2 separate regions of the Homo sapiens genome follow, and region 1 is linked to region 2. Evidence: chromatin contacts called from ENCODE Hi-C or POLR2A ChIA-PET data. All regions are on one chromosome and are shown on one strand. The core of a region is the stretch at or near the end of the contact, and the rest is flanking DNA. Distances in the headings are between cores, read along the strand shown. Region 1 holds the start of TASOR (transcription activation suppressor). Region 2 has its middle 21 kb from the start of ARHGEF3-AS1.

What was found. Hi-C counts contacts between places; a loop is a spot of excess contacts on that map. ChIA-PET counts read pairs that join two places held with the same protein, here RNA polymerase II (POLR2A). Pooled maps may share reads with other maps.
Region 1: a loop to region 2 is called in a map of OCI-LY7, with 6 times the contacts of the local background. The contact joins the promoter of TASOR here to the enhancer-like site in region 2. A Hi-C loop is called at or near these places in 6 of 168 maps with a recorded cell type or tissue (B cell, CD4-positive, alpha-beta T cell, CD8-positive, alpha-beta T cell and 3 more), 33 of 37 single-sample maps with no recorded cell type and 14 of 50 pooled maps. POLR2A ChIA-PET finds 5 or more read pairs at or near these places in 16 of 52 experiments (CD4-positive, alpha-beta T cell, CD4-positive, alpha-beta memory T cell, CD8-positive, alpha-beta T cell and 12 more).

Annotation. Positions count from the first base shown.
Region 1 is chr3:56,681,646-56,684,721 of GRCh38, reverse strand. TASOR (transcription activation suppressor) reads left to right here and starts at 1,457. Exons shown (of 24, transcript NM_001365635.2): 1 at 1,457-2,046. The coding sequence starts at 1,716. RefSeq lists a silencer at 1,325-1,624 and enhancers at 1,765-1,934, 2,355-2,474, 1,682-2,626.
Region 2 is chr3:56,917,547-56,920,963 of GRCh38, reverse strand. It overlaps a transcript of ARHGEF3 not described here. Among named protein-coding and RNA genes, the nearest start is that of ARHGEF3-AS1, 21 kb to the left of the region's middle. Within about 2 kb of position 1,668, at least 3 of the 41 ENCODE cell types and tissues checked have a DNase peak (open chromatin) inside an H3K27ac peak, as active enhancers do; they include CD4-positive, alpha-beta T cell, CD8-positive, alpha-beta T cell and OCI-LY7, where a contact is called at or near this core.

The DNA of each region.
Region 1 (3,076 bases), core at 208-2,707, 240 kb after region 2:
GGTAATGTTTATTAGAGGACAAAAGAATCCAACTTTCGTGTTGCCCTTAGGAATGCTCTTTAAGCCTGGGGCTTTATTATGATGATAATTTGGTCTGTAAACTCCTTGGGAGACAGTTTGAGACTAGAGATCTGGGTCTCAAACCTGATCCTGCTGCTTGGCGACCCTCAACAAAATGTCAGCCCTCTGTTGCTTCGTCCATAAAATGAATAAAAGTGCACAGCTGCTGTGAAAATTAGGTCTTAGAGAAGCAGTCAGTGCAGTGCTTAAGTACTTACTCGGAGAGTTAAATAGACCCGGTTTCAAATCTTCGGTTACCATAATTTGTCCAGTGTCTTGCAACGCTTCTTTCAAATTCTGCAAACTAGTATCTACCTCATGTCTGTTGCTGTGAGGATTAAATGGAGACAATGCACGTAAATCACTTGTCCAGTCCGTGTCTAGCACGTAGAAAGCACTCAGTAAATATTGGCTGTACTCACGATAACCCGTGATAGTTTATACTGATAAGGTAGAAACCACTATGTAAAGGGCTCTTAACTATGAAGTTGTTCCCTTTATGGGAGAGCGACGACCTGCTGTGTATTTTTTAATGTGACCGCAAGTTTATTTTTTCTTTAATATACATTTACTATAGGAAAACGTTGATGAACGTTCCAGTGGAAGAAACAGTGGAGTTAGAGGTTTATCAGTGGCCAGATTTTTAACAGAAGTAACCATAGAAAGGGAACAAATGGAGGCCAGGTGCGGTCTCCATGGCGTGTGGTGGGGGGGGGTGCGACTAAAGGAAAAAAATGGGAAAAGTTAACAGCCTCCTCCCCTCAAACTCCCCAGAACCAAATCCTGTTAACACTAGGTTGTTAAGTCCCATCAGAGGATCTCAGGTGAAAGTGCTTGCTGGAGCTGTGACACTGGGTCACACTCTCTGAGATAAAAGAGAAGGCCGGGTGCGAGTAATCTATCATAAAGATACAAGATCCGGTGAGAATAGCAGGTCGCAAAGGCTGTCGAGGCTTTTAGGCTATTACCGCCTAGCCCATTCTTTTATCTCCTCTCCAGGTTTTTGTACACATGCAAATAGTTCATAAAACCGAGATCGTCCCGCATCCACTGCTCTGAAGCCCGTTTGGGCCGAGATAACTCGTGCGCAGAGGAAGGGTTTTGCCCACAAATGGGCGACGCCTGCGCTCCGGAGAAGAGGCCAAGCTAGTCTCCCTCGCCTGCAGCGCGGCGGGGGAATCCCCGGGAACCCGAAGATCGCCAGGGGCCCACGCATTCCGCAGGCCACGGCTGCGGCGTCGAGGTCCTCGCGGGGCGTTGCGGTCGCCCCTTTTGGCGGGCTCGGGCGCCCCGAAACTCCGCCCCCCGGCGCGGTATTTCCGCACTCGCGCAGGCGGGTGCCGCGCTCCCATTGGTGGAGTGGCCCGCGGTGGCCCCGCCCCCTCCCGGCCCCGACGCGCGCACGTTGAGTGGCGGGGGAAGGCAGAAGAACTGCCCGAGGGAGGAGCGGCTCCGAGGACCGGGCAGCGCATTTGGGGTGCCCGCTACAGGGCCCCCCAAGAGGCTGCCAGGTCGGGAGCGCAGCCTGAGGCCACGGGGGGAAGGGGGTGGGTGGGCTGAGAGCAGCTCGGCGGCGAGACTGGCCCGCCGCCCCTTCCCCCCACACCCGTCGACCTTGTGGGCAGAAGCTTCCCAGAGCTCCTTAGGCCGGCGCGATGGCGACTGCTGTGGAGACGGAGGCCTGTCAGCCGACGGATGCGAGTTGGGAAAGTGGCGGCGGCGGAGACGACGAGATGAAGCAGGCGCTTCCGGAGCTTGAGTCCTCCCAACAAAATGGCGGCGGCGGCGGCCTCAACATCGCTGAGCCCAGCGGCGGCGCTGGGCGTGAGGAGAACGCGGGGGCCGAGGCCGCCCAGAGCCTCAGCCACGAGCAGCCTCAGGACTCCTCTGAGGCGGGCGCGGCCGCCCTGCCCAGAGGCCCCGAAGAGCCCGAAAGGCCTGTTAGGAGGAGTTTTCAGATCCCCAGGAAGAGCAGAGAAAAGAAAGGTGGTGCCTCCCCTTCTTCTCAACCCCCTCTCTCTCTCCCCTCCATCTTTTCATTAGAATCTTTCTATCTCCTCTTCCCACACCCATCCGAGATACGTAAACACGCATGCAGCGCCGGCCGCCTCTCCCCTCACCGCCACGGCCGCCCAGCTGCCGCGTTTGGTGCGAGAGAAAGCGGTGGAACCACGCTCCCCTGCTGCCCCTCCCCGCGGAAGTTGGAAGTAGCTCAGGTTTGAAGCTTGTCCGTAAGGCTGCAGCTCCCAGAGAGGAAAGATGGTGCTCGGCGCCCCTCCCTCCCAGCCCCTGAAAGCAGAGAAGCCGTTGTGTCCTCCTAAGGATGCTTCTGAGAAGTCTCGCTATGGAAATAGCCCGTGGCCATGGATTCTGGGGCTTTCTCCAAGGCCATTGCCAATGTTCTGAGGACCATGAGTGCTTCTCCCCGTGGAAATTCTTCAGTTCTGTGTGTCTACTTGAAATGTGCTTGATGTCAGCGTCCTCCCTTATTTAGAAATCTCTATTAGTAGATGTGATCCATGCACACTGCTGTTTTCCATCACACTTCATTTCCATGTAGATTTTTCCCCCTTGTTTTTGAAGCGTTAGATTAAATAGGTTTTTCTCTCTTTAAATTCGAACTTAGTATTGTTTTTCTTATATTTGAAAAGAATGGAAAGGTAGGTTCTTGGAGCAGTAATTTCCCAATGGAAAAAAACTAATGAGAAGTTACCTTATTCTCAAGAGTCACCAACTTGGTCTTCTAGATGGTAGAACTTCAGGTTAAAAAAAAGTCCAGTCTTAGTTTTTGGAACCCATATGGAAACAGTTACATTAATTACTTGTACTTTTAAAAAATCTTAATGCCATATTGTTAATATGGAGTCAGAATTCCTAATGGAGGTCAAAATTAGTATCGTTTTTTGTTATTGGGGTATTATTTTTTAACTATCCAGTAAATTTTGGATATTCTGAATTTAGACAACTTCCTTTTTGCCCTACTGTATGGTTAGGTTTTCATTATTTACTTTGGAAA
Region 2 (3,417 bases), core at 419-2,918:
CCTGCCTCAGCCTCCTGAGTAGCTGGGACTACAGGTGCCCGCCACCACGCCTGGCTAATTTTTTTTTGTATTTTTAGTAGAGACAGGGTTTCACCACGTTAGCCAGGATGATCTTGATCTCCTGACCTCGTGATCTGCCCGCCTCGGCCTCCCAAAGTGCTGGGATTACAGGCATGAGCCATCGTGCCCGGCCTTGGCCATGAGATTTTTTTACTACCTATTTTTAAATTCAGTTTGTGGAATTTTAAAATTTGAAGTATCAAATGGGGTATGTTTAAAGACCTTGAAATTCCCTTTCCAACTGTAAGATTTTGTGACATTTCTGGCTTGTTAAGTACAAATAAGAAAGACATTAAGGAACCAGGATAAAGTTCAAATGGAAAGAATCATCGTTGCTTGCCAACTTTTAATGAAGAAGTAATTCTGCTAAAATCTAAATATTTTATTTTATGTAAATGAAATTCTCACAACCCTGACGAGTATGTTCCTTATAATATCTTTGGTAAGGAAATTGCTTGGAACTTCTCAACAGAAAATACCCTCAGATATATCGAACAAGAACACAGGAAACATGGTTCTGGTTCTAGTGATACCATGACACTTTTGGTGACACCTTAGTTAGGTCCCAGTTTTGGTGCTAATCTCTTTAGAGCCCAACAAGAGGGGTTGTTACCAGTTTGGTTATTTAACCAGCTGTGGGAAAACAGGGTTCATCTTTGCATCGTAGGCACCCTATAGGTAGTTTCCTGTGTATAAATATATGATTCAACTCTATATACTGAAAGAAAAATACCATACCCTGAAAACCTATGCCCCCAGAATTTTGTAGGTTTTTTTCCCCCTTTTAACATTTCTCTCCAATCTATGTAGAATTTATGTTGGATGAGTATGAAGAAGGGCTTTAAAATGAGGCTTTTCATTCCAAGAGGCAAGTGAATTGTCCCATTGTTAGCGATCCTTCTCTAGTGGTTTGTGCTCTAATATGTCAGATTCTTGAATATCCCAGAGCAGGTTTCTCGCTGTGTCTTCTGAGGGCTGTATGCTTGTAGCAGGAGCTCTGAAGTAAGCTTGCTAGGCCCCACTCCTGACCAACCTCACCACCTCTAGGCCACGTGCCATGGGTAGGCGTACACCACCTTTTTGAGTCTCAGTTTTTTTAAATCTGCAAAAAGAAAGATAATAATAAGGCCTACTTTGGGACTGTTGTGAGGATCACGTGGGAAAATACATGGTAAGTGCTCATATTAAAACATAAAAAATCCTTAGTCGCTGTGGTTTCAGTAATTGTGGCTGTATGATATGTTAATATCCACACACAGGTGCACTTTCATCATGAGTTATCAACATTGGCAGAGGTAAGAGGAATGGACAATGAGAAGTGACATTTCAAGTGTATCTTTCGTATTTGCTAAATGTCCACAGGGCAGGTGGCTAAATGAGTTAATTTCCTTCCATACCATAGCATGCTCTGCAGTAAGAGGTCAAAAATGTGCGTGACAGGGAAAGATGCCCTGGATGTTAAATGAAAAAAGAAGCAAGTGGTAGAACAATGTTATCATTCTATTTTTGAAAAAAATAAGATGTTACACCCAGCAACTCGTGTTTTTAGACAGAAGGAAATGTCTGGAAGGATTACCACCAGAGGGTGCAAACTGGTGGCCCCTGGGCCAAATGTAGCCAGCAACTGTGTTATGTGGCCCATACAGTACTTCTTATGGTGATGAATAGTTGCCAGCATTTACAAATTGAGAGATTTTACATAAAACCCTGAATTTCAGGCTTCTATTGAAAAAATTAGAATGTCTGCTCACCCTGGATGATTAACCCCTTAGGAACCCGAAAAGCTGGAACTGACCTAAGACAAAAACTCTCAGTGGTGCCCCAGTGCCCACCTGGCCTTTTCTTTCAGGTACCTGACCCCTGCTCCTAAATCCTTTTGGGTTTATGAACCTCTGTCTACGTCTGGCTTTTTAACACCAGTGCATCCAGCAAATGGGATCGGGATAGAAAAAAAAGTAGGGCCTTTGGGAAGACTCACTTTTTACTTTATATACTTCTTTGTGGTTTGAATGTGTATACTTCTGTGTGGTTCGAATGTGTGACAGTGATGCTATGTTACTATTAAAATGTAAAAACCAATACATAAACATGTTTGAATACTTAGTAGTATCCTAGATGCCATAGAGAAGACTCCTGTTCCTTTTGATATCCCATTATAAAGCTCAAAATGAACGTGGACCTTGCGGATCAGAGCCTCTTACTATTGAAATTCTCCTCTTGAAGTGCCTTCTTCATGGACCCATTTCAATCCGGGAGTTCTTGCTTCTGGTCAGAGCAAGGGCATCAGAGGAGACGGCCGTGCCCTGTTTTTGCTTCCTTTTTGCAGGCTTGCATCCCTTTCCCCTGCCAGGGCATCTGTTGGCCCTCTCTCTGCCCCTCCCTGCTCCACTGCTACCTGCCCTGGAGCCCCTCAAGTTTCACCTCTTGCACGAAGTGCTGCAGCCCACGGGTTTCAGTTCTTCTTTCCCATTCAGTCAGCAGCCGGAAGTTAGGTTGAATCATTCTAGGATTTGTTCATGTGAATGTTTCCTTCCTCCTCTCCAAAGAAATAAAACGTACAATGCCCTGGTCGTCTCACATTTCCAGTGAATCCTTACTGGGGTGAGGCTGGCCTTGGCTGCTGGGACTCCTTGAAGTGGCTTGTCAGAAAATACTCCAAGAGAGGAATGGCTGGGTGATGGAGCCTCCCGCATTTCCCAGGGCACTGTCTTTCTTCATCGGCTGAATTGTCCCCAAAGCTAGCTAATCTCAAGTTGTTTACAGGCTTGTTCAAATTTAGGACCCTTCCTGTGTAGGAGGCTGGAACAAGACGCCTTAGGAATACCTGCCCTTACCCCTCCACCAGCCACCACTTAACCAGCTTGCTTTGTGGGGAGTCAGGCTTTAGGAAATAGGGAATCCCAAGGACAATCTGAAACCCACCTCTCAGTGGACACTGTCATTTGATCTGACACTCATTACCGAGTGCTTCCAGGTGCTAGCTCCATGGTGACCCAGATGCTTGCCTGAAAGGCGTAAGGCTTTTTACAGTGATTTCACTTCCTCCTTTCTCTAAGCAGGTGTGATTCCCTCACACTTTTTGAAGCAAGACCCAAGCCTGTCAGTTCAGCTTCCAGACCTATTAAAGTACTTGGTGTCTTCCAAAATACCCTGTAGTTCTGCACTGCCTTGCTGTTGAGTTTGCCAGTTCTTTTGCCTAGAACACCCATCAGAACGCTGCCCATGTGTCTCTGGCTCTGAGAACCCTTCTCAGACTTTGTCCCCATGAAAATGCATTTGCCAAGCTCACTTATTTCCTGGACCCCTCAGCACTTTTTGCAAATTTCTGGCAACGTGAATGGAAAGAGCCTGCTTTCT